5 separate regions of the Mus musculus genome follow, and all the other regions are linked to region 4. Evidence: chromatin loops called from intact Hi-C (ENCODE). Cell type or tissue: heart. All regions are shown on one strand. Each heading gives the region's core, and the rest is flanking DNA. Links, peaks and the distances in the headings are about the cores only.

The links. Peaks named below come from ENCODE experiments on the same cell type or tissue, not always from the same donor. Only the 100,000 strongest peaks of a DNase experiment are listed, where the experiment ranks them.
Region 1: it touches region 4 in a loop (2.7-fold over the local background); 4 of 42 quality-filtered maps call a loop at or near these places.
Region 2: it touches region 4 in a loop (14-fold over the local background); 16 of 42 quality-filtered maps call a loop at or near these places.
Region 3: a loop joins it to region 4, with 2.6 times the contacts of the local background. A loop is called at or near these places in 7 of 42 quality-filtered maps.
Region 5: a loop joins it to region 4, with 2.3 times the contacts of the local background. A loop is called at or near these places in 5 of 42 quality-filtered maps.

Annotation. Positions count from the first base shown.
Region 1 is chrX:155,335,877-155,342,410 of GRCm38, forward strand. It overlaps Prdx4 (peroxiredoxin 4), which reads right to left and starts at 2,584. Exons shown (of 7, transcript NM_016764.5): 1 at 2,237-2,584. The coding sequence starts at 2,486. In heart, for the core only: no CTCF peak of the experiment used is centred there; a DNase peak (open chromatin) is centred at 2,605; H3K4me3 peaks cover 1,867 bases; H3K27ac peaks cover 1,323 bases.
Region 2 is chrX:155,141,119-155,147,652 of GRCm38, forward strand. It overlaps a transcript of Cldn34b2 not described here. Among named protein-coding and RNA genes, the nearest start is that of Gm25429, 4.5 kb to the left of the region's middle. In heart, for the core only: a CTCF peak has its summit at 3,787 (motif pointing right); a DNase peak (open chromatin) is centred at 3,783.
Region 3 is chrX:155,323,677-155,330,210 of GRCm38, forward strand. It overlaps Prdx4 (peroxiredoxin 4), which reads right to left. Exons shown (of 7, transcript NM_016764.5): 5 at 4,770-4,900; 6 at 2,919-2,953; 7 at 242-352. The coding sequence ends at 302. Among named protein-coding and RNA genes, the nearest start is that of Prdx4, 12 kb to the right of the region's middle. In heart, for the core only: no CTCF peak of the experiment used is centred there; no DNase peak of the experiment used is centred there.
Region 4 is chrX:155,213,651-155,220,184 of GRCm38, forward strand. It overlaps Sat1 (spermidine/spermine N1-acetyl transferase 1), which reads right to left and starts at 2,799. Exons shown (of 6, transcript NM_009121.4): 1 at 2,453-2,799; 2 at 2,135-2,186; 3 at 1,951-2,034; 4 at 383-484; 5 at 247-287; 6 at 1-17. The coding sequence starts at 2,518. In heart, for the core only: a CTCF peak has its summit at 2,913; a DNase peak (open chromatin) is centred at 2,811; H3K4me3 peaks cover 1,342 bases; H3K27ac peaks cover 1,104 bases.
Region 5 is chrX:155,314,792-155,321,325 of GRCm38, forward strand. No RefSeq gene overlaps it. Among named protein-coding and RNA genes, the nearest start is that of Prdx4, 20 kb to the right of the region's middle. In heart, for the core only: a CTCF peak has its summit at 3,418 (motif pointing left); no DNase peak of the experiment used is centred there.

The DNA of each region.
Region 1 (6,534 bases), core at 711-5,710, 120 kb after region 4:
ATTTTCCTGAAGTTAATCTATAACATGTGATTTCTTACCTTGAGTCAAAACTACCTAAATAATCAAAATTTGTTAAGAAAAAAAGGCCAGATGAGAAAATTAGAAATGTGCTAAAATATACAATACTTCAAATGCTTAAATAGGAGGTTATAATAACTGTAATGACTTGTTATGACACTACTTAAAGATTTTACATATACTGAAAACCATGTCAGGAAAAATCTTATCCTGAAAATTGATTATTGCAAATTTTTATTTTTGATTGAAAAATTGTAGTTACTTTGCTAAGATCTTTAAACACAATTCTCAAAGCAGCCCTTTGCATCTACTTTTTAAAATGTGGTGATGCATGCCTTTAATTCCATCATTCAGGAGGAATTAAAGAGGTGGCAGGTGTGTCTCTATGAGTTCGAGGCCAGATTGGTCTACATAGAGAGTTCCAGGACAGCCAGGGCTACCTGGTAGTGAAACCCTGTCTCAACAGAGCAAGCAACACTTCCTAACACGCTTAGCACATCCTTAACAACCCTGATTATGCCGGGCGTGGTGGCGCACGCCTTTGATCCCAGCACTCAGGAGGCAGAGGCAGGTGGATTTCTGAGTTCGAGGCCAGCCTGGTCTACAAAGTGAGTTCCAGGACAGCCAGGGCTATACAGAGAAAACCTGTCTCAAAAAACAAAAACAAAAACAAAAAACAAACAAACAAACCCAACCCTGATAATAAGAATTCTGGTAAATACAGAGAAGTAAAGGAAGACAATTTACATGTTCTGTCTCTCAAACTACAACCATTTTTTCCCAAACACAAATATGGATAAGGTTGCATTCTCATTTTTAACACTCATTGCATTGAGAAAAATGTATTATAATATTTTTCATTTTATTAGAATGATTCAAAAATAGCCTTAATTGTTCTACAATATCCCCTTTTATGAATACAAAAATCTCCTTTGGAATGTTTTTGTTTCTAACAGGAAGTGTATTTGAGTAAGCACATTTCAGAATATCTTCCTCATGCAAGTGTAGTCAATGAAACTTAGAAATATTTTTAAAGCAAATCTATCTTCCAATTCCAAAGTAGTTAACTTGTACTATGAAACTACAAATGTTTACGGAGGCAAATCGGCTTGGCTTTTTCATTTATGGCTTGTGGTAGCAACATCCCATTATCTTTAGAGGTTCATAACTGTGAAGTAGCCAGATGTGGTAGAGCACAATTGGAATCCAGCACTCTGCAAGCTGAAGGAGGAGGACTACAGAATTTGAAGCCATTTTGTCAGATCTGTCCAGTCCCCATGTCCAAAAAATTGACCCCAAAATGTTAAGTATAACTATTGTTTCACTGAATACTAGCACAGAATGTGCCACAACCACCAAAACTCAAACACACACTCACAGAATGCCAAATAATCCCTAGGAAAAGTGGGTTAGGGAAAAGCAAATAATATATGGTCTGTGTCTGTGTCCCCTGATCACTTTTTTGGCAATCTTAATATCCAGATGCAGCAGGCCTCAATTTTCTCACTATCTTCTTAGTCTGACGTGTCTTTTTCTGAGAGTGGCCACTAGCTTCAAACACTAGACAGAAAGACAAATAATGAAAAGCCCAATTGGCAGTACACAAGATTTACCACCAACCCAACTGTGCCTCTTCCGCCTCTTCCCCAGTTTCCCTCCAAAATACTCCATAAGACTTGTTTTTTTTTTTTTAAATAAACATCTATTAACTCTACAAAGTTTGGGGAGATGACTCTCAATAACAATCTTTATAAGCTAAGAGAAAAAAAGTTTGACCTCCTGACCATTTTGTTTAACCACTTTTCTGTTTAACCAAACTTTCTGTGAATCATTATTCAACTTATCAATGTACTTTCTTCCCTGGAAAAAAGAGATAGGACGGCTGCAGGCACTTTCGAATATGTAAGGAAGTATTTTAGTTTGCACAACATCCTCCACGACTGTAAGCCCGGGTCTAGAAACACCCCCATCTGCGGCTTTGGGGGTAACCGCTACCTCTCCCGAAATCTGTTCAGAGAAACCCATTTCTTTCTTCACACCAGGAACCCACCTCCAACCTCACACCCACAAAGGCATGGGGTGGACCGAGAACTCCCAGGCAGCCTTGGGGGGGGGGTGCGGCCCAACTCCAGCCCCACCCTTTTGTAGCATCCACAATTAGGGTCTAAGATTCCTCGAGTTCTACCTCCTCCACCCAAACTCGCAAGGCACCACCTACTCTTGGCTTTGCTTAGATGCAGGGAGTGATCCGCGACTGAAACCCGGGACGCCTCCCCGGGGTACACTTGTCCACCAGCGTAGAAGTGGCACTCATTTTCGCGGGTCCGGAACCGTTCATCACTCTCCAAGCCTTGCAGAGATTCGGTCCGCAACAGGAACAGCAGCAGCGGCGGCAGGAGCAACACCAGCTTTCGGGTCCAGCGACGGGACGCCGTGGTCCCGTCCAGCAGCTTGGACCGCGCCTCCATGACCAAGCAAGCGCGAAAACACGTCCCTCTGCTAAAGCACAGAGTCCCCTGCCGCCAGGCAGCCAGCTAAAACGGCGCGCTGGAGACCGCGCGACCAAGGGCGCGGCCTCGCGAGACTTGCTCCGCCCCACTCCGCCCCTCCGCCACGTGGGCGCAAGCTCCGCCCCCCCCAGTGGGCTTCTGCGCCTGCGTCAAAAGGAGAGCCAAGCTGAAGTGTTTTCCCAATTTAACAAAAGAAGTTTGCACGGGTGCCTAGTGACTGATCTCCAGAGCACTGACTGTCCCTGTCCTTGAAGGTGTACTTCCAAGTCCATCTCTGTAACAGAGCTTCCCTACCCCTCACATCATCCCCTCACAAGTTCACACTAACCTATGTGCCTGTGAAGGACTTAAAATGTAGACTTTTCGTGGTTATTTTGAGACAGGGTTTCTCTGTGTAGCCCTGGCTGCCCTGGAACTTGCTCTGTAGACCAAGCAGAGATCTACTTATCCCTGCCTCCCTGAGTGCTGGGGATTAAAGGCGTGTGCCACCACAATTTATACTTCTAATTAAGGTCACTTTCATGCATCTCATTTTGTTTTTGTTTTTGACAGATCATACTTGTATGCACTTACAGGGCACCATCTGAATGAATATAACATGGAATGTAGTCACCAACTCATTTACCTTTTTATGGGGAAACACCCAAAACAGTTATTTTGAAATATACTGGTTGACTATATTTGGCCTGTTGATTACTCTAGGTTTAGGAGGCTGGGGGCAGGGGGTGGGTGGGTTAGGCCATGGACACTACAAAATTGCTGAACTTAACAGACATGTATGTGTCCCCTGAACCTCCGGAGTGATTTGCCTGTACAGTGCCAGGACTCATCTTTTCAGCTCTTTTCAGTCCCAGAAAAACTTGAGAGCAAATAGCTAACCATTTATTTTCCTCCAACAGGCAAAAAGAAGTTTGGGGGAATTAATTTTGCTTCAAAGATTTGCTTTTCCAGTCAAGAGCTGTAAAGTTCGTAGTCACCCCTCATAGCACAGCATAACTACCCATTACCCATCGAGCCCTCTTCCTCTGCTGCCTTGCCTCTCCTACCTATGATACACTAGGGCATGCCCAGCCGCCCTTGAGTTATTGCCCCAGCGCCTAGGGGCTCAGTCCCACTTTAGCTTGTCAGACTGAATTGTGACGTCACCTGTCTGCTCCCTCAGCCCTAGTGCTGCCTTCATGAACTCCAAACCATAACTGATTTACACCCTGTTCATCCTGTTTTGAAAAATTACTATTTAAATTTTTTTTGTCTATATGTCTGTTCACTGCTTGTGTGCCTGCTATTCATAAAAGCCAGGGGAGGACATTGAAAGATCCCCTGGAACAGAAGTTACAGACAATTGAGAGCTGCCACGAGGGTGCTGGAAATCAAACCTTTGTCCTCTGGAAGAGCGTCCAGTGCTCTTAACTTCTGAGTCATCTTTCGAGCTCCCTAATCCCATCTTGAATATAAAACCTCTGACTATGGACCGTTATTATGTCTGCTCTCCCTTCCTCTACACGTTCGATCCGTTAATCCCTTCAAACCATACTTTCCCAAAGCTTAATTGACATATACTTTATGACTATTAGAACAATATTCTTTTCCTTACAGCGATCTATTACTAAACTCCGTGACTTCTCTCTCTAGACATAGTCTTTTTCAGTTTGGTGAAAACTCAAGAGATAAAAGGGTCTAATCTGAAAAGTGGTATCTCCTGGCTAGCCTTTCTCTTCCAGTAGGAATTATAGGGTAAGCGGGCGGTTTGGTGACTTAAGTGTGTCCCAGGTATGTATGTTTTAAAACCAAATGCGGTGCCACAGGTCAGGATGCAGCAGAGCTCACTCAGTCTTAAAGCATATGTCCAGGATATTTCAGTTCCCAGAAGCCCCCTCCCCCCGCCCCTCGGAGAATATGCTTACTCATTACAGTTTCCTGTAACTCTTCGCTTTCTGGAGGTCCGTAGATGATAGGCCTCTGACGAGGTAGCTCTCGTTCCCATTCTTCTCCTTCCCTAGCCTCCTGCTCAACATGGAACGGAAGTGGGACCCTGGGAGTTCGGATATGAGATCCAGAGACTCGACTGTGGCTCATGCCACGTGAACGGCAACGGTGATCCATGGAGGCTGTAAAATAGCCACTAACCCTAGTAAATTGGAGGCCCTGAGCTGTGGCTCTAAGTTTGAAATTAGTTTAAAAAGCTGGGAAAGAGTGATATATATATATATATATCCCTACACCTCTTTTATCTTAGGCTAAGTTGAGATGTCCCAGTTGGTACCAGGGACCACTCACCAGCCCACTGGGGAGAGTGACCAGGTTGGTCACCTCCCTGGCACCTACTCTCTCTCTGTCCTTCAGGTGATCTGAAATCTCTTGGTGACTGGCATTTTGAGTGCTGCCTGCCCTGAGGCCTTCAGCCAATGACATTTGAGCAGTCATTATGCTGTCATAGTAGTATCCACCAGAAATATTGAAGTAGGGGCCTGACCCTCAAGGCACCCACCTTACAGTTAGAGTTGGTTACCAATATTAAAAATGCAATGCTATCAGACACAGAGGGAGTGTTCTGAAATCTACAATATCACAAATATTAATCACTGGTCACCTAAGTGTCTAGATATTGTTCAAATATTGTTTTTTGACTTCTAATGGGGGCCCTACATAGTCCAGACGTTGTGGGGAAAGTGCATACCTTTGTATGATTGCCAAAGTTTCAATATATCCTTGTGGACTCCCTATCTGATATTGCCATGGGTATCTACTAGCAGGGTCCACTATGGATCTCACAGTGAAAGCCCCAATCCTATTCACTTTCTTCCCTCTGACTGGTAACTTAAATAAGCCCTCAGTCACTACACCAGGCTGTTTACGTGGTCTACACCTGTGTTGGACTCCTTTCAATTCTCTGGGTGACCTATATTACTACTTCTCCAAATGTTCAATGTTTGTGCCTGAAAAACACTGATCTGGTTTTGTTGCTATAATTGTTGTTTGCTGATGGTTCAGGCTGTATCTGAAGCTGCCATTTTATTGTTTGTTCTATTGTTCCTTATTGTTAGGAGCCCCATCCTCAGCCTCTAGATTTTACTAGTCTGATACAAGTTCTTGTAATCTTTAGCTTAAAGAAGACAGAGACCAAGCTTTCTGACTCTTTTTGTCATTTTGTAGAGGTGATGTGTGAATAAAAATTAGGACATGATGACTCCAAGGCTTAGCTGAGGTTAAGATTTTTATTGTAGATATGAGAAGAGAACAGCCAGAAGCATCTGGAGGAGTCCAGTATGAACCAGGCCATAAGATGAGAGAGATGGGGAAAGGGCAAGAGACAGGTAAGAGAAGCAACCAGGAGAGAACTGAGACCCAAGAGAAGAACCAGGAGGCCAAGAAAGCACATGGCCAAATGGCTGGGTTAGATAGAAATCAAGAACTGGGGGCGGGGAAGCAAAGCTTCAAGTCTGGAGACAATTAGGATAGGGAGCAGGTGAGAAGTGCTGAGGGGGCCAGGTCTTTGTAACTGGTACTGAAAGAGCCTGGTGGCAAGCGTCTGCTTTGATATGTTAAAAGGCACCTCATCCGGACTTTGTTGCTCTCTCTAGTAGGCATTTACCAAGTTGTGAGGATGTTGAAACAGTTTGTTAAAAGATCCATGGACCTGAACGGACCATTTAGGAAGGAGCTGAGGTCTCTCCTGAAGGACCACTATCACCTTGTGAAGCAGATACAGTTATGTTTCATTCTGGTGACTGCAGCCTTGTTTAACATCTTCACGGCAGCTACATGAAACACTTCAGGCAAGAATCTCTGCAGTTTACTTGTTTCTGAATTTATGACCCATATAAACTGTGAGTGTAATGAATATTTATTACTGTTTTAGACGAAAAGTGCAAAGCCTCAATATAGTTCCTGCATTGCTATTCTTCTTATTCATGTTAGACAATGTCAGAGTCAGCTTAAACATTTAAGGGCCATGGGGTTGTCTCCATGGGTAAGAGTGCAAACCCAATATCCTGTATCACAGTTT
Region 2 (6,534 bases), core at 902-5,901, 72 kb before region 4:
ATTGTCAGGTTATCTCCAATGTCTTTTAATCAAACTGCAACAACAGCAACCAGGAGCATCAACGGGGAAGCAGCAGCTTCCTTCTTCTTCTTCAGAGTCCCTCCACCCACTCTAGCATTTATATACTCACCAGAGTCCTCAAAATTAAACCATTCACAGCTAGCAAAATTATGCTCCTGCCAGAGCAGAGCATTCACAAGGTGAATAGTCTGCTGCCATGGATAATCTGAAGCAGCCCCATAGCCCACACCTAAGATTACAAAAAAAAAAAAAACCACGTTTATGTAACATAGCTGGGTTTGGGATATGGAGGGATATGAGAGGCAACTGGAAAAAAATGCAGGTAGAGATTTGGGAAGCAAATAGCACAAGCAAAGGGAGAATGCCAAAACTCTCACTACATTTCTCCCCTTCTAATCTAAAAACAAACAAACAAACAAACAAAACAAAAAACAAAAACAAACAAAAAACAACAAAAATACACAAAAAAACAAAACCTTTTTCTCTAACATTAATGAGACTTTTTGTTTTCTTAAAACGAGATTGTCAATGAACCAAACACTTTTTAGATCAGTAGTTTCTCCTATAACTTGATAACTCTCAGGTGCTCTTGTCTAAAACTTGCTGTTGAGCCTGGTTCTAAGGTGAACCCTTGCATTCTCCCTTTCCCATATCCATTTAAAGTTTTCCAATTGCTCATATATTCTCCCAACATTTAGTGAGACAGAGTACAGGAGGAGGAAGAGGAAGAAGAAAATATAGAAAATTCCCTCTGGAAGCAAAGTGGGAAAGAACCCAGTGGCAGTATCTGCAATAAACTTTCTGTGGATGTCCTGAAGCAGTATATTCATTCCTTCATATCCTACCATCTCCCCTACAGCACTAGATACTATGTTTCTCATTTTGCTTTGCCCTGTGTCTAGGCACTACTTGATAGCATTTTTTTTTGTCCATTTTATTTGGTATCCAGAGTCTTGGAATTAAACTACCTGCAGCTGACAGAATCATATGCCTGCCAGACCATGAACAAGTCTGCTGCTGTGGATAATCTAAAGCAGCCCTTTATCCCATACCTGGGATTAAATAAAAAACATGTTTACATAACATAACTGGATTTTTTTAAAGAAACCGAATCTCTCACATGTGAGTATGGGAGACCTGGCCCTACGGTTTTTCTGCCATGTGGTTACATGTTCAAGGGAGAATGCCAGCCTCCTCTTGCCCCTGCCCACCTACAACATGCAGGAAAGCTGGCACAGACAGAGAGAGAGAGAGAGAGAGAGAGAGAGAGAGAGAGAGAGAGAGAGAGAGAGAGAGACCCGGTCAGAGTTGAACAAAGATGACAACAATGAGCATCTCAAACTGAATGGAAAGAAGTCCAAAAGGCCTGAACCCCACACAAAGAAGTATAGACAAGTGAAGACAGCCAGAAATTTAAGAAGCAGCCTTTCTCAGGGAAGAGCACACAATATATACATGTAAAAATATATATAGGTAGCATTATATGAACTGAAAGGATTGTATCTAGGAATATGCTTGTGTGTGTGTGTGTGTGTGTGTGTGTGTGTGTGTGTGTGTATGTAAGGGGTATATGGGAGAGTTTGAAAGGATGAAAAGGTATGAAGAAATGTAATGAAAATATAATCTTAAAATTAGAAACTGTTGTCCCTGGTGTCCTGACCATCCATGGAATATCTGATTCAGAATGTTCTATAAGGACCAGTTTTACTAAATATTTAATCCTTTGGAACCAGATGAAGCTAGTCATACAGCCTTACCAAAAGTAAAAGGAAGGTCCAGAAAACTCTCTCCTAAGTCCAGTACACCTCCTCTGCTTAATTCTCTGCTAAGTGGCAATGCAATAGATGATCCACGCCCATGAAGGGTCCCAATATAACATATATAGAGATATAAAAACAAAAATATTACAGAGAATGGGGTTCAGAGCCATTTAAAAAATACTATCCTTTTGTCTAAGCTCTAAACTTTGACTCTGTAACTCCTTTCATGAGTATTTTGCTCCCTATTCTAAGGAGGAATGAAATATCCACCCATTGGTCTTCCTTCTTCTTGATTTTCTTGTGTTTTGCAAATTGTATCTTGGGTGTTCTATGTTTCTGGGCTAATATCCACTTATCAGTGAGTGCATATCTAATGACTTCTTTTGTGATTGGGTTACCTCACTAAGGATGATATCCTCCAGATACATCCATTTGTCCAAGAATTTCATAAATCCATTGTTTTTAATAGCTGAGTAGTACTCCATTGTGTAATTGTACCACATTTTCTGTATCCATTCCTCTGTTGAGGGACATCTGGGTTCTTTCCAGCTTCTGGCTATTATAAATAAGGCTGCTTTGAATATAGTGGAGCATGTGTTCTTATTACCACTTGGAACATCTTCTGGGTACATGCCCAGGAGAGGTATTGCTGGATCTTCCAGTAAATGGATCCCGGGGATCCATCCCATAATCAGCCACCAAACCCAGACACTATTGCATATGCCAGCAAGATTTTGCTGAAGGGACCCTGGTAAAGCTGTCTTGTATGAGGCTATGCCAGTGCCTGGCAAATACAGAAGTGGATGCTCACAGTTATCTATAAGATGGAAAACAGGGGTGGGGTATGGGGGACTTTTGGGATAGCATTGGAAATGTAAATGAGGAAAATACCTAATTAAAAAAATCATATGAAGAATAAAAAAAATAAAGCACTGCACTTTACACACACAAAAAAAGATGGTAAACAGGGCCCCCAATGGACAAACTAGAGAAAGCACCCAAGAATCTGAAGGGGTCTGCAACCCTATAGGTGGAACTAACCAGTACCCCCAGAGCTCATGTCTCTACCTGCATATGTAGCAGAAGATGGCGTAGTCAGCCACTACTGGGAAGAGAGGCCCCTTGGTATTGCAATCTTTATATGCCCCAGTACAGGGGAATACCAGGGCCAATGGGTGGGTAGGGGAGCAGGGCGGAGGGAGGATATAGGGAACTTTCAGGATAGCATTTGAATTGTATATAAAAAAATATCTAATAAAAAAGACAAAACAAAACAAAACAAAAAATACTATTACAAAATGTGTGTGAAATGTGACCTTTAGATTAGCAATGCCTTATGAAAACAATTCTTACCACTGCTCAATATTGTCTATGCTTTATAATCAAAAGCAAAACCCCTCATAAATGTAACATATAATCAATTGATTGGACAAGAAAATATTAAAACAGTGGTCCAACAGCTTGTTAGTGCTCTACAGGTTAATAGCCAAATCGACCAAGGTATGTAAGTGTATGTAATAAAGTCCCTGATCTTAATACTTAAGGCAGTTTTCCACTGTCAGACAAAATTCTACAGAGCTCTTTATGTACAGTGTTGTACAAGCTATATAAAGACAAATAGATAATAATGATGTGGAGGCCACTTCATCTCTTTCGTTAACCTATGAAAATGCACATTCTAATTGCAAAAACCCCTTCATTCTGTAGTAGCTACTCTTTTCACACTACTGTTGACAGAACAAAAGCATGCCAGAATGTTGGCACAGAGGATCATAAAGCGCAGAATCTAAGTGCTTCAAATGTGTAAAAAGAGGACACTACCAAAAATAATGGAAACAAAAACTTGCTAATAAACCTCAGTATAATAGGACTTCCTCTCCCCCTCCCCCTCCCCCTCCCCGCCTCCAAAAAATAGGTCAAAATGTAAAAAGGGCCAATCATTGTGATCTAGAACTGATGACAAAGGCAATCCAATTTGGGGGCATGGGAAAGTTAACGCCAGGGGGCAGCAAGATGACACAAACAGGTCCTCTCACACTGTCAGCTTAGACTTCCAATGCTCAGGCCCAATAACAGCTATAATAGACTCAACCAAGCTGCCAAATCCACAGCAGTGCTCCTAAACCAAAGACAATGAGAGATTTGATTACTACCACTAAAATTAATTCGAGATTAGACTTACCTATAACCAAAGACATAAAATTAGATTTAATAAGAGGGGTAAAGAGAATCCCCACAATTCTATGTGGACCCCTTCCAACAGACTGCCCTGGGCTTGGTATTAGGCATATCAAATTGGATTATAAAAGAAATTTTGTTTGCCCAGATATATTTGATTCAGATTATACTGATCAAATTTATATTATGATTTTCCCAGCTACTCCAAGAAATTCCAGTTCTAATTTAATTTGTACAATTGCTTATTATTCCTTATCTGATCATATAAATCCTTGATTAAAGTTACCAAGATCAAGAACTTGGTTTCTCAAACTCATACTTGACTCAGTGTAGCATATAATATAAACCTTATATTATAGTTTTCATAATCTGGCTCCCCATAGAAGGCATTATAGATATAAGATCTGGTGTGTCAATTGCAGCTAACCAATCCCAGCCTTCTAACTGGCACACTCAAGACTCCAGTTTTAGACATTCTAGGGGATAGTGGCAAAAATAGTCCCTTACAAAGTTCAGAAACATGTGTTCCAAAACAAGACTGCTATTTTTCAACACCATATTAGACCCTTGTCTTTCTCCACTTGGGGTAGAGAGCAGCAGTCTCAATGGGGTTGTGATATCTCTATACCTGAATATCCTTTGTCCTAAGGCCCACTGAAATACATGTCTTCAAACTTCTTGGGGTAAATCAGTCACTGATTAAGCTGGCCAAACTTAAACATGTACATCAGGTAATGCAAGAACTTCAGAGAGACCATCAGCACCTGAAATTCACCTATCTTTTTTATATTCCAAAAATTCCTAGTACATGGAGGATTTTTCAGATGAGGCCAATAGATCAAACAAGGAGTCATTAACATGACATGTTGAGGCTGGAATGTGCTGTTCTCTTATTATTCCTGGAGCAAACACTACAAAGTAGAAGAAACTTCTGGCTGTCCCATTTGCCTTCAAAACATTTCCAGATCAGTCCTTCCAGTTCATTGACTCTTATTATGTGGCTCAAGGCATCCTGATATATACATACAGTGCATTAGAGCTTGCATGTGGACTTATGAGAGAAAAGGCTTGAGTGGGAAGTAATGGAATCTCACACAAAGTGTAAGAGGGTGGTGAAAGGAGATTTGTCTCCCAAAATGAGCAAAAACTGTCTGCCATCTCTCCAAAGTTTATAAAAGAAAATTGAAAATATTTTGAGATATAATAGGATGTGTTTCAAGTCGTCTTGGCTCACACCTCAGACTCATTGTGTTATCAGCATTTACCTCCATTCAAAGCTTCCTTTGTAGATCTCACAGAATTGCCTGCCCTCTCACAGAAAGAAATCATCATTCTGACCACTTAAACATGTCCTTTTTTTTTTTAATGAAAGGCTGCTGCTTCCCATTCCTTCTTTCATGAATGTGCTAAAGCTTTACAAAATCAAGTCCAGCTACCACAGGTACGAGCTCAGAGAATTACTTTATCCTCTACCTTGAGATGCTTTCCACCATTTCAAGAAGTGTCAAGGCCTGTGGTCTTCATCCAAATGATCTTTGGCAACCTGATGTTACTCATGTGAATTTCTTTGTACATTCTAAATACAACTGTGTTTGTGTTGATAACTTTCCAGGGATTATTTATGCTACTGGTCAAACATGTGAGCCCATTTGAGTGGCTTGCAGATATTTACTGACTGCTTTCTCTGTAGTGGGAGTCCTAAAACAGATCAACACAGATGATAGTTCTTTGTATATATTTAAACCTTTTATTTCTTTTTGTCAACTAGGAAATTCACTTCTCTCGAGATATTCCCTATAACCCAAGACAAGTCATAATTGAACAAACTCACTTATTACTGAAAAAAATCAAATACTTAAAACAAAAGGGGGTGAATAAGGGCTTAATTTCTCAGGACTAACTTAACAAAGCAACTTATATTTAAAATTCTAGAAGTCATTTCTCTCAGTCTTTTATCTTCAGGAAAAAAAAAAACACACAAAGAACCCAAAAATTTTGTCCAAGCTCATGATTTTAGAAATACTTCCTCAAGGGAAAAAAAAAAAACAAGGTCTGAGTCATTTTCCATTTATAACTTGGAACCTAGGCTACTCATTTGTACACTCTTCTACTGCAAGCTTTCTCTGGATTCCACCAGGATTGGTAGGACATGAACTGGCAACAGAAGACCAGACTGCGAGCTGGTAATAAAAGAACATGTTCCTGAATTTCAACCATGTATAAACTATATGTCACTTCCAATTCTTACTCATTTATCAAACTTCTCATTGCACTGTGATTTTTATCTCCTCCTTTTAATTCTTAGACAAGTCCAAGCCAGGACCTCTGTTAATCAGTCTAGTCCATGGCATTTGGAATCTGCTACAGATCAACGCAATTGTACTCTGAAACACATATGCATAAAAAGGTTCATTGGAATGATTACTGCAGCTATCATACTTTCATAGTTACCATTGCTACAGCAGCAAAGGTTTGATTCCAGTCTATTCAAATTGCAACAACTTTAAATTTCTACCTTCAAAATAAACAGCTTTATGTGGTGTGTCTTAGTCAGGGTTTCTATTCCTGCACAAAC
Region 3 (6,534 bases), core at 827-5,826, 110 kb after region 4:
TTCCCGAGACAGGGTTTCTCTGTATAGCTCTGGCTGTCCTGGAACTTACTTTGTAGACTAGGCTGGCCTCGAACTCAGAAATTTGCCTGCCCCTGCCTCCCGAGTGCTGGGATTAAAGGCATGTGCCACCACTGCCCGGCGAGAATGCTTTTCTATGTTTAATATCTACCTTGATCAGTAAATATCTTTGGACTGTGACATATATTTTGATAGTATCCAAGAAATTACAATGGCAAACGAATATGGTAATAACACAATGACCTTTATTGAGAAGGTCCAAACATCATAACTGAAGTACTTTTCAGTTTAGCTTGTCGAAATACTTCAGTTTTCCAGCTGGATCTGGGATTATCTGTTAAAACAAAAAGCAAATTATTCATTTTTAAAAAGACAAGGCCCATTATGAATAGCTTGGCATTAATTGCCACCTTCTTGACTAAAGATGTAACCATTGATTGTTGTATACCATATCAGACTGTATACTGGTTAGGAAAAGCTACATTTGCCCATCTACTAATCTCAGCTATTCCAAAAAGCAAATATATTTCTCAATGAATTAACATCATCTGTACCCAAGCAACACAACATTTACCTACAAAATTTACTTATAAAATATCTCTTGGGCTGGAGAGATGGCTCAGTGGTTAAGAGCACCGAGTCTGCTCTTCCAAAGGTCCTGAGTTCAATTCCCAGCAACCACATGGTGGCTCACAACCATCTGTAATGGGATCGATGCCCTCTTCTGGTGTGTCTGTAGACAGCAACAATGTACTCACATATATTACATAAACAAACAAACAAACAAACCTTAAAAAAAATCTTTCTCTTGACCACCAAGCTTTCATGGCACATTTGAGCCTGATATAAGTAAACACATTGAAAGCACCACCACAGACGAATTTTAACATTTATTTGCTGATTCCATGATGCTATAATAATAACCTGAGAAGAGGGCAGTATGTCCACTAAGGATTTATCAAAGGGATTTTCAGAGGTATTTGGAGTACTGGGGGGGGGGGGAAACGAACCCTAGGCCCTTCAGTTGTTAAACAGGAGCATTCTCACTGAGCTGTAGCTAAAGCTCTGCTTGAGGGTTTTCATTTTTGAATTGGGACCTTGCTGTATTTTCTCTCCTAGTTTTGAACTCATGTATAGCTTAGGCAGGCCATGAACTTTTGATCTTCCTTCCTTAGCCTCCCAAATAACTGGGATTATGGGTTTATATCACTAAGACTGGCTAACAGCACAATATTATATAATCTCCAGCTGAAAAGTGCAAATGGCAACACAGGTAAATAAAAATTTAGTGGATGAATACTCAAAAGGAAAAAAAACTCCAAGGATCATGGGGACATGAAGTTACTGCATTAAAGGTATCTTGAGCAGTAGCTATTTTAAATGATAAATTTACATAAGATTAGTTTATAGTATATATATTATATATATATTTATATTCAGAAAATGCTACCTATTTATGAGACATAAACTTTAAGAATCTGGTGAAAACCATGGATTTTTCAGAAAAATATGTACACGTATTAACATATAATATACTCAATTTTTAATTGACAAAAATAATTCCATGTGTTTTGGGGTTTGGTCCTTCTTTCAACACACATTGCTATATGACATTAGCCAGACAATATGCATTAATGAACTAAATAACGCATGCCCCATGTCTTCAGACTTAAATTCTGTCACTTTTTGACTATGGTAAATGCTTCTAATAACAGGTTGATGGGCCGGCCAGGTGGTGGCAGCTTTGCATGCCTTTAATTCTAGCATTTGGGAGTCAGGGTCAGGTGGACTTTGGTGAGTTCTAGATCAGACTTGTCTACAGAGTGAGCTCCATGGATACACAGAGAAACCCTGTCTCAAAAAAACAAAAGGAATAAAAACCAAAAACAAACAAACAAAACCCCCAAACCAATAACAAACCAACAAACTCAGGTTGATGGGATACTGAATGGGGACAGTATAAAGCACTGTGGGAAGACTTCTCAGATTACATCTAAAGTGAAATGAGTGAAAGGACAGAGACCACTAAAGAAAGAACATCAAAGGGGATGGCAAGATGGCTCAGTGAGTAAATGCCCTTGCCATACAAGTCTGACGAACCGTGGGCCCACATAAAGGTGAAAGGGGAGCAGACTCCACAAACACACATGGTGACATGCAGAGCCTCCTGTCACACAAACATACAAAGGCAGGACCCACGTTCTAAAGAGAAAAGGGGACGCATCTGAAGGAGCAGAGTGAACCCCCCTGCCTGTCTTTGCCTAGTGGTATTTTTATTTTAAGATAATTTTTTCCTTCCATCCAATATTTTTTCCAACTACTGTTTGATTTTCAGAAGATAAAATATCTGAAGTTTTAGATGTTTAAGAAAGTTTCAAGCAAGTTTCCAAAATTATATTCTGGCCAAAGGCTACTCAGAGGATTGCTTATAAACAGTAACAGTATCCCTAAGTAAGAAAATGCATCTCTTTGACTCTTTTTCTTTAGCTTCAGGGTTTAATAAAACCAGATTTTCTCAGAAGCTTTTTACTACGCAGAGAGGTTTTGCTTGGGGCTGATTTCTTGGCTCAAACTATAGGAGGAAACTCCATATACATCCTCTAAGTTTAGTCTCCCATAGCTTTACTTTGCCTTCTTGGTCTCTCCTTTTTGTTGACAGTATATTTCTCTGGATTATCAGCTTTAAAATTTATAATATTATCTAAATTCTGACTTCCCCGATTTAAATGACTTTTCCAGTAGTCCAGAAAATATCTGCAGTATACTTTCTGCTTAGCAAGAATTACTTCACTTTGGAACACAGGGCAGTCAGATTATAAAGAAAGATTACATTAAAGTTGGCATACATTTTTGGCTCTGGCCATGCCTTTAAAACAAATAACAATATTAATATGACTTACTGTTTCACTACCAGGTTTCCAGCCAGCAGGGCAGACTAAAAGAAAGAAAAGGGAGAAAAAAGGAATTTAAAAACAGTTTAATTTTCTTTAGTAACTCCCCAACTTTTTTCCACAGAAAGAAAAAACACATTAAACATGTCCAGACTATCAAGCACTTGGCTTCTGTTTGCTTGTCTGCTAACACTAAAGAATTTTATTTATAGAGTTTATTAGAAGGCCATTTATCTATTTTAATTTTTATCAATTATACTTTACTTACAGTTATAATATGAAAAATAAAATGGATATTTATAATGAAATTGGAAGATATGGGGATCTGGTAAACTAAAAAGCCTATGTGATGGAAAACTTCCTCTAAATTTATATACATGGCCAGTAAGATTATCTGGCTTATATCCTGCTATATTTTGTGGTACTGCCAAGGTATCCTGTTTATCAACAGACTTTTAGAATGTGCTGAGCCAGGGACTGAGTTATATTTTATATACTCTCAAATTTAGCCAAATTATACATTTCAGGGGTACAGAGTAATGTTTTATATATGAAAATATTTTGGGATTATTAGATCAAAATTATTAAGCAGAGAAATGAGAAATATATTTACAAAGATAGCATGATTGCTTACTGTTTAATTTTGATTCCTTATTTTTCTGAACTTTTAAAAACACAGCACTGATTTTTGTATTGGGTGGGTTGAATGTATTTTACATTTTTCTTCTGAGATAGATTTTCCTTGTGTTAGTTCTCAAGGCTCTAGTTGTGTTAAAAAAAAATCCAAGAGTATTTTTAGCAGGCTGACTTACTTAAAGGAGTAAAAAGTGCTCCGAAAAATTTCTCCTCTGAGAATTCAAGAGGTAGAATCTGCAATAAATATTAATCAAGTCTATTTTTCATTTCACTTAAAAAAACCCTGAGATCGAAAAGATAACCTGGACTGTTAGTTAAAGTATGGAAATTTTAAAGACTGCAACTCAGTGTGATATTAAGTTGCTAATGTGAGATTTAGGGGAGGGAGAATAAAGGAAAGGTTATGGGTTATGGTTTAATAAGGTATTTTTGTGTTAAATCAAGAAAAAATTATTCCCTGCCTGACACACACAGAAATAAAAATTAAAAAGCAAAAAAGATGGGCAGGTCACAGACCTTATGAGGGATTGATCTTATTACCGTTGGTTTGCTCCATGGACATGATGTCAAACTGCCTTCTAACAATGTTTCATGTTTATACACGTAGACAGTGCTGTTTTCAGCCTGAAAAGCTACTTTGCAGTAGGTGGCAGTTAATTAACAGATTCATAACTGGACAAAATGATGAGAATAAGTGACTGCTAAGTACCTGGCCCTAAAGACAACATCTTTATCACTCCTCCAAGGCTCAGAGAACACCTTGGAAGACAGACAGAAACAGTGTTAAGAACCAGAGAATGAGGAGGGATATTAGGAAACGATACCTTCTGGGCACAACGCAAGAGTTGTACTCATGATCATAGCAGGTATGGTTACCTGCACAAGACTGGGCCTATCAACATCCTATCATGGATAAGGGGAGGGATGCATAGACTCCACCCCTCACTGAAACATTTAATGGGGGAGAAAGTGTCATACTCTTCAGTGGTACAGGTACTGATAGGCTATCCATGGCCTAGTAAATAACCCTACTTCTAGTCACCTCATACAAGCAACCCTAATTAAGCTCAGTGGGTCACCAATAAAAACACAAAAGTAAAAGGGAGCTTGGTAGGAAGGAAGGAAAAGAATTTTGGTAGAAGCAGATAAGAGAGGGTGACAAGCGGTTAAAAGGAGCAAAATTCATTATAAATATGTACAATATTTTTAAATAAAAAAAGGTACCTTCTCCATGCTTGTCAGTGTACTGGAAGGCTTGAACCAAACGCAGTGTCTCGTCCACTGATCTTCCGACAGGAAGGTCATTCAGAGTAATCTGCCTCAGGACTCCTTTGTCATCGATAATAAAGAGGCCTCTGTGAAGCACAGGGGTGGTAAGGTTCATCCCATTTCTTCTCAGTTAAGTATTCTGCTATCAGCAGCATACCTACTCTATTGCCTCATACACTCCAATTCTCCATCTACTGTATACTTTTGAATTATCACAGTGTTAAATGGAAGTTTGAAAAGTTTGTTTTGGGGAACTGGAGAGATTACTCAGTAGTTAAGAGCATGCACTGCTCTTCCGGAGGACACAAGTCTTCCCAGCACCCACTTCAGACAGCTCACAACTGTCGGTAACTCTACCTCTGAGTATCTGATGGCTCTCTGTGAAGGCACCACCACTCAATGTGCATATCTATCCACACACAGACATGCCTATATACATCTAATTTAAAAAATGTTTGGGGAGGAGGGGTTCCTTCCATCCTTCAGATTTATAAGAGGGCAATGGAAGTGCTTAACCCCTCCTTGTGTATCTACAGGCAGTTAATGGTTGTTTGGGGGGATGGAATACATTTTCTTGAACCGCTGGTAAGGATTCCATGTTTCTATTAATCCTACTTAAATTCACTAGGACACACACACACACACACACACACACACACACACACACACACAAGTAGGACTAATTAGGAGAGAGTCAGCAGGAGTGGGACAAGAATATATAATGGGGAATTTAATATGATCAAGATGCATTCATTATATACATGTATGAAGATATTATAATGGAACACAGTATTACGTATAATTAATGTGTGTTTAGAAAACAACAAAAACAACAACAAAAACCTCTTAATCTATCTGGTGACCCATGTCTTTAATCCCAGCTCCAGGGAAACAAAGGCAAATAGAGCTTTTTGAGTTAGAAGTCAGCCAGTTCCAGGCTAGCCAAGGCTACACGTAGACTGCCTTAGAAAGCAACAAACAGACCTTCTCTCTGAAGGGGAAAAAATCCTTGCATCTGAGTTTAAATAATAGCAATATTTGGGGAGCAAAGGGAGGACAATTAAGTATTCAAGGTCATCCTTTCTCTATGTAGTTCAACTTCAAGGCCAGCCTGGACTAAGAGATCTTATCTCAAAAAAAAAAAAGAAATTAATAAAAATAAAATGGCCAATTCATTATTAGGTACTATTAATTGGTCAGTGTTTAACAACTTTTAAAGGTTAAAACTGTCCTTTTTGATCAAAGAACTCTCTTTTGTACACATTTGCTCATGTAATCCACTGAAAGCTACTGGTAAAGCTGGGAGCTGTTGGGAGAGTTTGAGGCGGGCCAGGGATAGATACACTGTCTCAAAAAAACCAAAAATGCTAAAAAGGGTGCTGAGTGAAATAGTGCCTTAGTCTCTCCAAAGATATGGGTTTGTGAAGTCCTAACTATGCATTAGAAAAACATTACTGGAGCCGGTTCAGAAAAAAAGGAACGGTGCTCTAAGTAGTTAGGAGACCAAGATACAGTCTGCTCTTTGCTATTAACTTATTCTATAACTGTGACTAAATTTATAGAAACCCACACATCTGTTTCTTTTATCTATAAATAGAGAGGTTGTGAAAGGCCTCCAGCTCTAACAATGTGCAACTCTGGTTTAGTTTAAATAGGACATCGACAGTTTAAAGGCAATCTATTCCTGCAAATAGAGCAAAATAATATATATAAATATCAA
Region 4 (6,534 bases), core at 561-5,560:
CGACACTTCATGGCAACCTAGTATAAGCCAGAGAGAACATTTCACCCTCTTACCAAGACCCAACCTTGATTCACTCATTACACTAACCCCGTAACTCTTACAAATGCAGAAGCCCAAATCTAGGACATCTGGTCACAGCTCTAATCCCCAGCACTAGGCAGATGAAGAAGAGCTTGAGGCCAGCCAGGGCTCATAGGAGGACCAGGCCAGCCTGGGCTCTATGCAGTGAAATGCTAGTGAACATACCTGGCTTAGATTCTTCAAAATTTCTGATCCTATACCAAAGCCTAAAGGAAAGAAATACAATTCTACTTAAGTCATTTTAAGGCCAAAGAGCTCTGATTTCTCCTTAAACTACCTCCAATCCCAAAGTCAACTGTACCTCTGTAATCACTCATCACGAAGAAGTCTTCAAGATACAGCAACTTGCCAATCCATGGGTCATAGGTAAAATAGTACATGGCGAACCCAACAATGCTATGTCCTGTAATCAGAGTATCCCATGAGATGCAAAGAAGAAAAACAACCCATTCAAGCTGTATTGGTAGAATCAGAAGCCTAGTGTAGATTGTAAGAAAATATATATGCGTGCACCACTGAAACAAGTAGCCAGGAACTGGACTGCCTCCTTATGTTTATGCTACTACAGTCCAGACCAATGATGAATGATCTCTCTGGTCTCAGACATGTACTTGCAAAAGGCACACATTAGAGATAGCTGAAGCTAGGCTACACTTGTGGACTGGCTAGTCTGTACTCTGCAGGACTCACACTTAGGAAATGAGAACATTTTCAGTACTTGCCAGAACAAAAGGGCCAGGGACTTAAACTAAACACACACATTATTCACATCCTAATGACATGCTGGTATGTTGGCTTGGCAAAAGTTGGGTTTACACAGCAGTGTAGAAGAGGAAATACTTGCAGTTTACCAACTCTTGCTTCCTTAAGGTCAGAAGACCAGACCAAAAGAACCATGTTTACTTTCAGAACTTGCCCTCCCACATATAAATTTTCAATTTACTTCCCCCACTCTTTAAGGCAGGAGAAATAGCAGTAACCAGAAACAGGTGTTACATAACACCCACATACTTCTAAAACTTAGTTCATCCCTTACGTGTTCTGATTATCTTCGAGCCTAAGGAACAAACATCAGAAGAAAACTCAAGAAAGCACCCACCCAAACAACTTCCCCTTTTAGCCGTCTCCTGACCAGTCAACAAGGGCCAGCAAAAAAAAAAAAAAAAAAAAAAAAAAAAGGTGTCAATACATAACTAAAAATAATAATTAACAACTGACTACCTCATAAGGAGTGTCAATTCAATTTCAAATGGAGGCAAAGGTTGCAAATTAGAGGCAATGGTTGCAAATTAAATTTTCTAGCCATTTTGTATTTCTTTGCAGACAGACAGGAAGCGAAAATAAATTTCTGATCTACTGTGTTTTAAGTGTGCGATAATAGGACCTTACCTCATTTATCATGATCATCTACTTTATTGTGTAAAGGGTCTTTTAGTTACCTCCCCGCCCATCCATGTACACAGAAGGGCCATGTACATGGCGAAGCTAGAGACTGTAACCTGAAGATTGGGACAAATTAAAGAAAAAAATGTGATTTAACACAATTACAAAAAAAAAAAAAGTTAGGTTAGGGTCAAACAAAAACCATTTTATGAAACGGAATTACAACAAATGACATTATAACTAACTTTTCCGGGTTTCTACAGAACTTTGATACTTGCTCAAACAGCTCTCTCATAACCCGCCCTATTAGAAAGTACACTACACATATATTTTTTTTCCTCAGTCATTTGCACACTGGCTGGTTGTTATTTCCAGCCAGCTCCTCAGTAACCTCTGCCCGCGTAGTCACGGGTTCTGCCCAGTAGGCTCTACGGGTTTGATATAACATTAGTTCTCTCTGGCTTCTCGACAGGGATCAGGGGTTACCTTCAGGGGTCCAGTGCTCTTTAGGCACTTCTGCAACCAGGCAGTGGTAGAAGGGGTGTTCTCCAAAGCCATCCTCTTGGAGATCTGTAAGACAGGGGAGGCAGAGACAGTGAGAGTTGACCTTTGGAGGTGCCAGGAAACAGATATTACCCGCCCCTCCCCCTCCCCCGCCACGCCTTGTTACCTTTCTCAGTTAAAATGACTTGATCTTCCATGTATTCATATTTAGCCAGTTCCTGGGGACGACATATAAAGAAAAGGACAATGAAACTCCTGGCCAGCCTAGCCAGCTCACGGGAAGAGAAATGGGGCAGGCAGGGTAGAGCGGTGACTGAGTCCTGCCTGGCGCCGAACAGCCGAGCCTGACCCGGGCTGGGGTTGGCAGGCCAAGAAGGCGGAATTTACTGGCCTGGCTGCGTCTCAGAACTGCAGATGAGGATTTCCCCGGTCAACAGAGCCTCCCCTACCCTCTGCCCTAGGGAGAGCCCGGACTTTTACCTACCTTGATCAGTCGCAGGATGTCACTGCAGTCAGAGGCAGTGGCTGGACGGATCTTAAATTTAGCCATTTTCGTCTTTTGCTTTTCTTCCCTTTGCGCACCAGGCCCCTGTACTTGAACAGCAGGAGGAGGTGGTTCCTCATTCGTTTCCCGGGAGCGTCCTCTTCTCAGTCAGGCTGGCACCATGACCCGGCGAACCTCAGTATAAGACAGAAAACTGGCAAACTTACTTCGGGGAAACTGCGCAGCTAAGAAGTGGCAAGACGGTGCCTTTTAAGTCCGCAGAAGCTCCTCCCTGGACGGGGAGCCGGAGAGATCGCGACCAGTAAGGATGAAAGCCCGCCGAAGCACCGCCCTCTGTTCCAGACACTGCCCTCTTCCGGGCTCTCTCGTGACACCCATGGCGCAAACCCGGAGGGCGGGGTAGGGCGAGGCGCGCTGCTGCCTTTCTAGCCTCATGTCCTCTAGCGGCGCCTTGCGGATCCTTGCCGGAAGCATATGAATGCCAGCTTGTCCCCTGGTAACCTTCCTAAATAGAACATGTGGATTGCCTCTGTGACCCCGACATTGCCGAGAAAAGCAAACTCAGGAAGCCCAGCTTTAGGGTATGACAGAAAGATGAGAGCAGCAGCCATTCTCAAAGTGTCGTCTGGAGGCATAATTTCCTTTCCTCTCTAGTAATTTTCCACAGGCAGTTCATTGAGATGTGGTGATGTCACCATTTTCATGACTAAAGAAAGGTGTGGGTTTGAATCTTGTTTTAATTTTGAGACAGGGTCTCTCTATGTAGTCTTGACTATCCTGGAACTCACTATGTCACAACAGGCTGTCCTAGAATTCACAAATCACATAGATCTGCCTGCCTCAGTCTGCCCAGTGTTAGGATTAAACATGTTCACCACAGCCTGCTATTCTTGTATGTTCTAAGGTCAGTTCTTAGGATCCCTCGATTGCTTTCCTTCTAGCTTAGTGGTTCTCAACCTGTAGGTCACAACCCCTTTGGGGTCATATATCACATAGCCTGTATATCAGACATTTACATTACAATTCATAACAATATAACAGCAGCAAAATTACAGTTAAAAAGTAGAAACAAAATAATTTTATGGTTGAGAGTAATCCACAACATGAGAAACTGTATTAAATGGTTGCATTATAACGAAGGTTGAGAACCAGTGTTGCAATGGCTAAATTTAAAATGTTATCTTTCCTTCCTTCCTTCCTTCCTTCCTTCCTTCCTTCCTTCCTTCCTTCCATTTATGTATTTATTTTTTGAGACAAGATTTCTCTGAGTAGCCTTGTCTGTCTTGGAACTCTGTACACCAGGCTGGCCTGGAACTCAGAGATCCTCCTGCCTCTGCCCCCCACCACCTGGCAACATTTTCTTTCTTACTCCTCCCGCTTTCCTTCTTAAATATCTGTTCTTCCTTGTGGACTTTCCTTCTGAAGGAGAGAAACACTTGATAATTCGCTTTAATGATGTATGCCATCTTACATTATTGAAGAGTTGATTTCACTGCTTATAGATTTTGAGGTCTGGAAGTTTTCTTTCTACACACTTATATCTGACCGTCTCTCAGCTTTCTTTGCTATTGAAAGCTGTTGTTGTCCTTACTTGCTCCAGTCCATGCACTTCTTTTGTTTCCTTTAACTTTGTTTGTTTGTTTTCGAGACAGGGTTTCTCTGTGTAGCCCTGGCTCCTTTAACTTTTTATTTTGAAATAATTCTAAACCTACTGAACATGTCACGATATCATTACTCTAATGATTACAGGGATGTCTGGCTCTGTGTTGTTTTCTATCATTTTTTGTTGTTGTTGTTTTTGAGACACGGTTCCTCTGTATAGCCTTGGCTGTCCTGGAACTCACTCTGTAGACCAGGCTGGCCTTGAACTCAGAAATCTGCCTGCCTGTGCCTCCCGAGTGCTGGGATTAAAGGCGTGTGCCACCACGCCCGGAGTTTTCTATCATTTTTAAAGGTAAGAAAACTTGAGACCAACATGTTTGGGAACAGTTGGGTTTGCCTATTCCTGGTCATACCCAGTGGAACAAGTAAGTATTCATGTCTCTGGGGAGTGACCTTTCTTTTACTATGGGCTTTCCTGGACAGATCTGTTGAGTACCCTGCTACCATTGCCTTGCCTGGATTCCATAATCAGTCAGAAGAGGTTTTTTTTTTTTTTTTTCAATAATGAGATAAAGCATCAGATGATCTTCAACATCTGGTCTGTACAGTGAGGGGTTAGACTAGTACCAGATGGCCACTCCTAATATTTAGTAAGTGACTTTGCCTTTATTAACGAGTAATATCCTGTATGAAGAAATGAAAGAAGAACAGCATTTTCTGTTACCCCTCCCACTCTCCCATGACTCAATGCGTTTGTGAGTCACTATGAGAGCTTATGCAATGTTTTTTTTGCAAAGAGATTTAAAAATAGCACCCATTCTACCTGAGTTACTGCCAGTGGTATCTTTCCTGACATAGATGACCAAGCCCTTGCCTCTTTTTTTATTGGATATTTTCTTCATTTACATTTCAAATGCTATCACAAAAGTCCCCTATACCCTCCCCCCTGCCCTGCTCCCCTACCCACTCACTCCCACTTCTTGGCCCTGACTTTCCCCTGTACTGGGGCATATAAAGTTTGCTAAACCAAGGGTCCTCTCTTCCCAGTGATGGCCGACTAGGCCATCTTCTGCTACATATGCAGCTAGAGACACAAGCTCTGGGGGTACTGGTTAGTTCATATTGTTGTTCTACCTATAGGTTTGCAGACCCCTTCAACTCTTGGGTACTTTCTCTAGCTTCTCCATTGGGGGCCCTGTGTTCCATCCTATATATGACTGTGAGCATCCACTTCTGTATTTGCCAGGCACTGACTGGCAAAGTCTCTTTGCCTCTTTTGCTTCTGTTTAGAATGCTAGAGCACTTTCAGGAGTTTGTCACATATATACTGATAGCAATACATTCAAATTCTGTGTCTCAACACCAAGAATAACTTCCTGAAGAAGAAAAACTAAAGCCATTTTCTATTTAGGTTGCTTAGTGTTTTAGAATCGTGCTTGAATTTAGCTTAGCATTTGACAAACTTTTATTTGGTAATGAGTCAACATTTCAAATTGTTGAATCATATCTGAGGTTCTTGGGGATTATAGAAGGTCACCAAGTGTTGCAACCAACCCTAAAGGTGTACAGTTTACTTTTAGAGATGGGTTTGTACTTTATTATAACGGATTTGACTCTTTATGAGAAAGGGAATTTCTATCACTGTGATGAACAGATGAGGAGAGTGAAAGGAAGAAAAATAGCCAAAGCAGTGATTTTGTTCTTTGCCTTGTTTCAAGGTTTCAGTGTCCCAAAGATTTTTATGATATTTCATGTAGACCTTGCCACCAGAGGTCAGTTGTTTGAAAATAGGTTGTCCTATGTCATCCCTTTTTATTGTTTATTGGTTGCCACATAGAAAGTCACCACACACTCAATCGTTTAAAAATAACACCTATTTATTATTGCAGAATATATGGGTCAAGAGTCCAGGCATCATGGCTTCACTGCATCTTTTGTTAACTGTGTCAGGTTGGCTGCATTCCTACATAGAACAACTCCAAGTTCACTCAAATTACTGACCTTGACAGTACTAACCTCTCTCTCTCTCTCTCTCTCTCTCTCTCTCTCTCTCTCTTACACACACACACACACACACACACACAGATCCTCCTGCCTCTGTCTCTGCCTCTTCCTCTGCCTTTGCCTTGCAAATGCTCTGATTAAAGGCATGCACCACCACTGCCCTGCATCATCTCTGTGTTAAACAGATTTATTTTCTAATTAGATGTATGCCTGTATGTATGTATATGCATATGTGCGCATACATGTGTGTGTGTGTGTGTCTGTGTGTCTATGTGAATGTATGTGTGAATGTAAGTGCAGGTGCCAAAGAAATTGAGATGAGGTCATCAGATAACCTAGAGCAGTGTTTCTCAAGCTGTGGGTCGTGACCCCCTTGGAGGACCATATCTGATAGTCACAGTTATGAAGTAGCATTGAAATAATTTTATGGTTTCGGGGGTCACCACAACATTAGG
Region 5 (6,534 bases), core at 861-5,860, 100 kb after region 4:
CATGGGGGGTGGGCGTCTCATAGTCCTCAGTGATATAGAATGAGTCAGTTCATTCTGGTCAGGGCCACCTCTAGGCTACATGCTGGCCAGCACCTACACTGTGTGTTCAGGATCCCAGTGTAGCCCAGAGCCTTTCTCAAGATGAGCTTCTAAGCATTAAAAACCATGTTCTGGGTTGACATACTTCAGTTAACAAGAACAATTGGCCAAAAGCAGAACTACAGAAGCTTAAAAGCAAGGTTAGTACATTTAGAGACTTTCCCAAAACTATGGACCTTGATGGATTACATCTTTTTTCATTTTGGCAGGTGGTTCTGTGAACATGTGAAGTTTTATGTCCTGAATATTACCTTTATCATAGCGTCACTTGTGCTAAGATCTGTGTCCTACTAAGGTCTGGGGACCTGTTACAGTGTGTATGTCTTAGTTATGGTTTCTATTGCTGTGATAAAACACCACGACTAAAAAAGCACTTTGAGGAGGAATGGTTTAATTTATCTTATTGCTTGTAGTCCCATCATTTATAGAAGTCAGGGAAGGAATTTAAGGCAGAGGCAATGGAGGAATGCGGCTTATTGGCTTGCTTCTTATGACTTTTTCAGCCTACATTCTTGGAGCACCCAGGACCTCCAGCCCAGAAGCGGCCCTGACCACAGTGAACTGAATCATTACATATCACTGAGGAATAACACACCCTATGACCCCCTCCACCCCTGGGCAAGCATTAAGTGCCTTTAGCTTCTCAGTTAAGAATAGAACCTTTTAGCTGGGCAGTGGTAGCACATACCTTTAATCCCAGCACTTGGGAGGCAAAGGCAGATGGATTTCCGAGTTCGAGGCCAGCCTTGTCTACAAAGTGAGCTCCAGGACATGCAGGGGTATACAGAGAAACCCTGTCTCGAACCCCCCCCCCCAAAAAAAAAAAGAATGGAACCTTTTGAGCCACTCCCCATACATGATGGCTGTTTTTGCTGGGAGTTCTTGGGTGCAACAAGCATGCCGTGTTCTGAAGATAACATTTCATAACATTCCTCCATCCTTTGCCTCTTCTGTTAGAAACCAGCTCTTCTGAAAAAAGGCTCAAGGCTTTAATATACGAGAAGTAAAGAATTATAGTAGCTTTAAAAAGAATAGTGTGTGTGTGTGTGTGTGTGTGTGTGTGTGTGTGTGTGTGTGTGTGTGTGTGTGTGTTACGGAAATTGTGAACCTTTAATGGAAGGAATAGTATGACCAAAGCAAATAAAAATGCTAGAAATATGGCTCAGTGGTAAGGGCGCTTGCTGTGTAACCATGAGGATCAAATTTCAAATCCTAGAGCCTTTTTAACAAACTGGATGTCCTCTGTATACCAGTATGTAGAGTTCTGCATTAGGAGGGGACAGAAAGGTCTCTGGGGCTTGCTGCCTTCCAAACTAACTGAGAAAATATGAGCTCCATGTTGAGAGAGAGAGAGACTCTGATTCAAAGGAGTGGATAGAGGGTAATAGAAGAGGCACCTGCTGGCTGATTTGGGCTTCTTGTTCACTGTCTACAGACACGACAATGAACAAATCTTTTAAAATATGACAAATAATCAAAGTCATAATGGTTATAAGATGAAAATTTATAGTTGCCAAAGTACTGGTATATTAGGCATTGCTACATCCTGGTTTTATTCCTTTTGGTATATCTATATATTTGTAAAACATGCTTTTTAAACCAAATTTAAAATTTGAGTTAGGATCATTTTGCATTTTCTTTGATTGTTGTGTCCATGTTCTCTATGGAATCTTCTGCACCTGAGATTCTCTTCCATCTCTTGTATTCTGTTGCTGATGCTCACGTCTATGGTTCCTGATTTCTTTCCTAGGGTTTCTATCTCCAGAGTTGTCTCCCTTTGGGTTTTCTTTATTGTTTCTACTTCCATTTTTAGATCCTGGATGGTTTTGTTCAATTCCATCACCTGTTTGATTGTGTTTTCCTGTAATTCTTTAAGGGATTTTTTTGTGTTTCATCTTTAAGGACTTCTACCTGTTTAGCAGTGTTCTCCTGTATTCCTTTAAGTGAGTTATTAATGCCCTTCTTAAAATCCTCTACCAGCATCATGAGATATGATTTTAAATCCGAATCTTGCTTTTCAGGTGTGTTGGGGTACCCAGGACTTGCTGTGGTGGGAGTACTGGGTTCTGATGATGCTGAGAGGTCTTGGTTTCTGTTAATAAGATTCTTACGTTTGCCTTTTGCCATCCTGTAATCTCTGGTGTTAGATGTTCTAGCTGTCTCTGGCTGGAGCTTGTTCTCCTGTGATTCTGTTAGCCTCTGTCAGCACTCCTGGGAGTCCAACTCTCACCTGGATCCTGGGGTCAGAGCCCTCCCTGGAGGCTGACTCTCCTCTGGCAGGGAAGGTGCGCAGAGGTCTGGGTCTCAGCTCTGCCTCCTGGCTGAGGATGAAGGCCTGAAGGTGCCCTGTCCAAGAAGCTCTGTTGCTTCTGCGGCCCACGTGCTCTCCTGCATGGACTGGTCTCTGAGAGACCCGGGATATCCCAAATTTGAAATTTACTAAGTAAAAATTTAGTGAATGATCTATGAATATTAAAAATATCAGAATGTGTCATACATAATAATAGTTATGTGGTATATATATATATATGAATAGTACATATAGTATATATGTATATAATAACTACCTGATGATAGAAAATGCACCTCTAACTGGGTCATGATAAAAATAATTAACGTACCATAAATAGTATGTGTTCAGTACAAGTTAAGATGCTTCATTGAGTTGTACTTTGTTTTGATTTGTTCTCATTTAAGTTTTCTTTTTTTTCCATTTTTTATTAGGTATTTACCTCATTTACATTTCCAATGCTATACCAAAAGTCCCCCATACCCGCCCACCCCCACTCCCCTACCCACCTACTCCCCCTTTTTGGCCCTGGCGTTCCCCTGTACTGGGGCATATAAAGTTTGCATGTCCAATGGGCCTCTCTTTCCAGTGATGGCTGACTAGGCCATCTTTTGATACATATGCAGCTAGAGTCAAGAGCTCCGGGGTACTGGTTAGTTCATAATGTTGTTCCACCTATAGGGTTGCAGATCCCTTTAGCTCCTTGGGTACTTTCTCTAGCTCCTCCATTGGGAGCCCTGTGATCCATCCACTAGCTGACTGTGATCATCCACTTCTGTGTTTGCTAGGCCCCGGCTTAAGTTTTCTATTTGTAAAAACAACAACAACAACAAACCGTGGGAGGTAGAGACACAAAGGTCGGGAGTTCAAGGCTAGCTTCACCTACATGAGTTTGAGGCTGGCTTGGGCTACATGAGACCCTGTCTTCATAAGAAAAAACTTGTTTGATACTTTGCCTTTCAAACAGCCCGAAAAGGCCCAGGACTCACCAAAGCACTCACTGTTCAGTTTCCTTGTGCTGCCACCTAGTGGTACTAAGTTACAATGCAGCGCACTTCCTTTAACTGAAACCTTGTAAATTCTCTCTTTCTTCTCTCCTTTTTTTTTTTCTCTTTCATTTCCTTTGTTGCTTAGAGCTTGAGGTGGAGCTCAGGGCCAGCCAGGTACAGTCTGTACTATTGAGCTACTTATCTTGGCCATTGATTTTTTTAGGGGACAGTGTTTTGCTATATTCATCAAGGCCTCATTCTGTGATCCTCCTGCTGCTGCCTCTCCAGTGCTGTGATTACAGGCATGAACTACTATGCCCAGGCATAGTAAGTATAATAATTACTGGTTTTTCTTTTCTTTTTTCTATTTTTCCTTTCTAAAAAGCTATATAAACAAGTTATAAATATATAGACATGTTTCTCTATATAAATATATGAATATGTAAATATGTACATATATGCATATATACATGTGTAGGAGTGTGTGTAAGTCCTTTCACAAAGATGCTTTCTTGGATCCATTTTTCTGAAGAATATATTGCTATATTTTACATGTTAAAAAACACTGTATGCATGAACATTATATAGGCCTGGAGAGCTGAGTGTAAGGCTCAATGTTAGAATAATCATGGCAACCCTGTGTAAAGTCCTGAGTTTGACTAGTATGGTTTTAAAAAAAGATATTTCAGAGACATAATATTGTCATAACATTCATAGGTTAACAAAATAGTGTAAGGATGCCGTTACTTATTTTAGAGTTAAGGTTAAGATATAAAACCATCATTAATATAACAATAGCTATACGCCAAGGTTGGTTGATATCCATGTGACACCTCCCCTTTTTTGAGAATGGAAGGAGGGGTGGATGCATGAAGAGGGCATGAGAGGGACTGGGAGGAGAGGTGGGCGGAGAGGCTGTGATCAGGTTGTAAAGTAAATAAATAATTAAATTAAAAAATAATGCTTAACCAACCATTACAAACTGGAAGCTTGTTGGTAGATAGGAAATTTGGTTTAGCATTAGATGTACCCTTGGGTGGAAATGCTGGCTCTAAGGGTAGAATTGTGGGAAGTGATTCCTTGTGTGAGATTCTGAAAACTAATAAATCCCTAAAAGAACAGTACATCAGGATCATTGGTGTAGCTGCAAAAACACAGCTTTCACCTCAAAGGGGAAAATAATGTATTCTGGGGCAAAACATAAGTAACTATGACCTCAGAACACATATTTTTGTTACTGCAAATAGCGTGTTTTAGTGTGGTAATAATTTCATGGACTTTTTATAGTAACAAAACAGAGAAAAGTGACAGAATAAGGTACTTTTCAAGTGCTAGTTAGATCATCTAGGTGGGTTATAATATGACAAGGAGAACTTGGTTAGAGGACTTAGATCAGTGGTTCTCAGCCTGTAGGTCCAGAATCCTTCTGTGTCGCATATCTTGCATATTTACATTATGAACCATAGCAGTAGCAAAATGAGTTATGAAGCAGCAGTGAAATAATGTTATGATTGGGCGGGGGGGTCACCACAACATGAGGAGCTGTACTAAGGGTCACAGCATAAGGAAGGTTGAGAACCACTGACTTAGATATTATGACAGCATTCTTATCCCTTGTATTGGTGAGAAGCTAGGGTTTTGTTCATACATCCCAAAAGGCCTTTAAAATACTAGTCACAGGATATTAGCATGAGTGGGGGTTCTGGTGGATGGGTGGCAAGAAGTATTTATTTAATAAAGGTAGCCCAAGGTAAACTAGTTAAGTTCTGGAACTATAACATTCCAACCTCTCCACATTGTTAAAGTTGTAATTAGTCACCCTTTGCAGAAATCTCCCCGCCCCCCCCCCCCCCCCCGCGCAGGAATTCTTGTTCAAATAGATAAGCTCAGAATGCTGGCAATACTTAACTGAATAATACATGTGTCACATAAATGTGACATGGAATACTACACTAAAAAGACGTGCTTAATAGATTCTACAGAAGCGTCACGCTGCCTTTTGAGTGATGATTCGGGATGAGCTCCTCCTGTGGCATGGTTTTGACCTTCAACTGCACAGATAACTACTAAACAATAGCTTCCTAGTTTCCTTGATGCATTGGCAGCTATCTTTACAACAGGGATTCTCAACCTTGTCACTATTGATATCTTGGGTCCTAATATTCTTTCAAAGTGTCTTGAGTGTTTTGCCTGCATGTATCTATGTATACCATGTGCCCTTGGATGCCAGAAGACAGTGTCAGATCACCTGGAACTGCAGTTATGGGTGTGACTCACCATGTGGATGCTGGAAACTGAAGCCTCATCCTTCAAAAGAGTGGCAAGTGAGCCATTTCTCTAGCCTGGGTCCTAATTCTTTTTTCTTAGGATATATTAATCGTACACAATAATGTCTCATGACATTTTGATATATGTCTACACTACGGTGTAATCATATTCACCCCCAGACACATTTTGGCCCTCTTCCACCTGTCATTATCATTGTTTACAGCAACACAGGTGACTTGTCCTAAGTCCACATGTACCTTAACAATGGCTGTATCACTGACAAAAATTCTTGTTTCCCCAAACTACCTATAGATATTTATATAGGAGAGGGCTTCATAAGTTACTCCTCCAAAGCACCTGATAACTGCTTATAAATCCTCTTAAAGGGGTGGTTCATTTAATTCTCTTGTGGAATTGTTACATAGTTGACAAGATGTTTAGCAGCATCCCTGGCTTCTACCCAGTTGATAGTAAGAACACTTATTTCTGGGTGCTGGGGATGGACTCAGGGCTTCAAGCATTCTAAATACATGCTCTATCCGTGAGCCTTACGCCTCCAGCTTTTCACGTATATTTTTAAATTCGAGGACAAATTATACAGATTTTTTTGTTGTTGTTGAAAAGGAGACAGATTATTAACGAAAAAGGAGCGGTACTTTCTCTTTTCTTGGGCTTAGCCCAGGGAAACATTTCCTCTTCCCCAGGGCTGTTCGGAGCAGGCATGGAGTAGAGGAATGCTCACCTGGAGGAACTGTTTCTCCCTTCCTGTTTAAAAGAACAATCTCTGGGCAGAAAAGCTGTAAATCTTAGTACCTGTCCAAAGGAGGGAGATAGCAAAAAACAAAACAAAACCAACCAAACAAAAAAAACCATGCCTGCCACATAGTA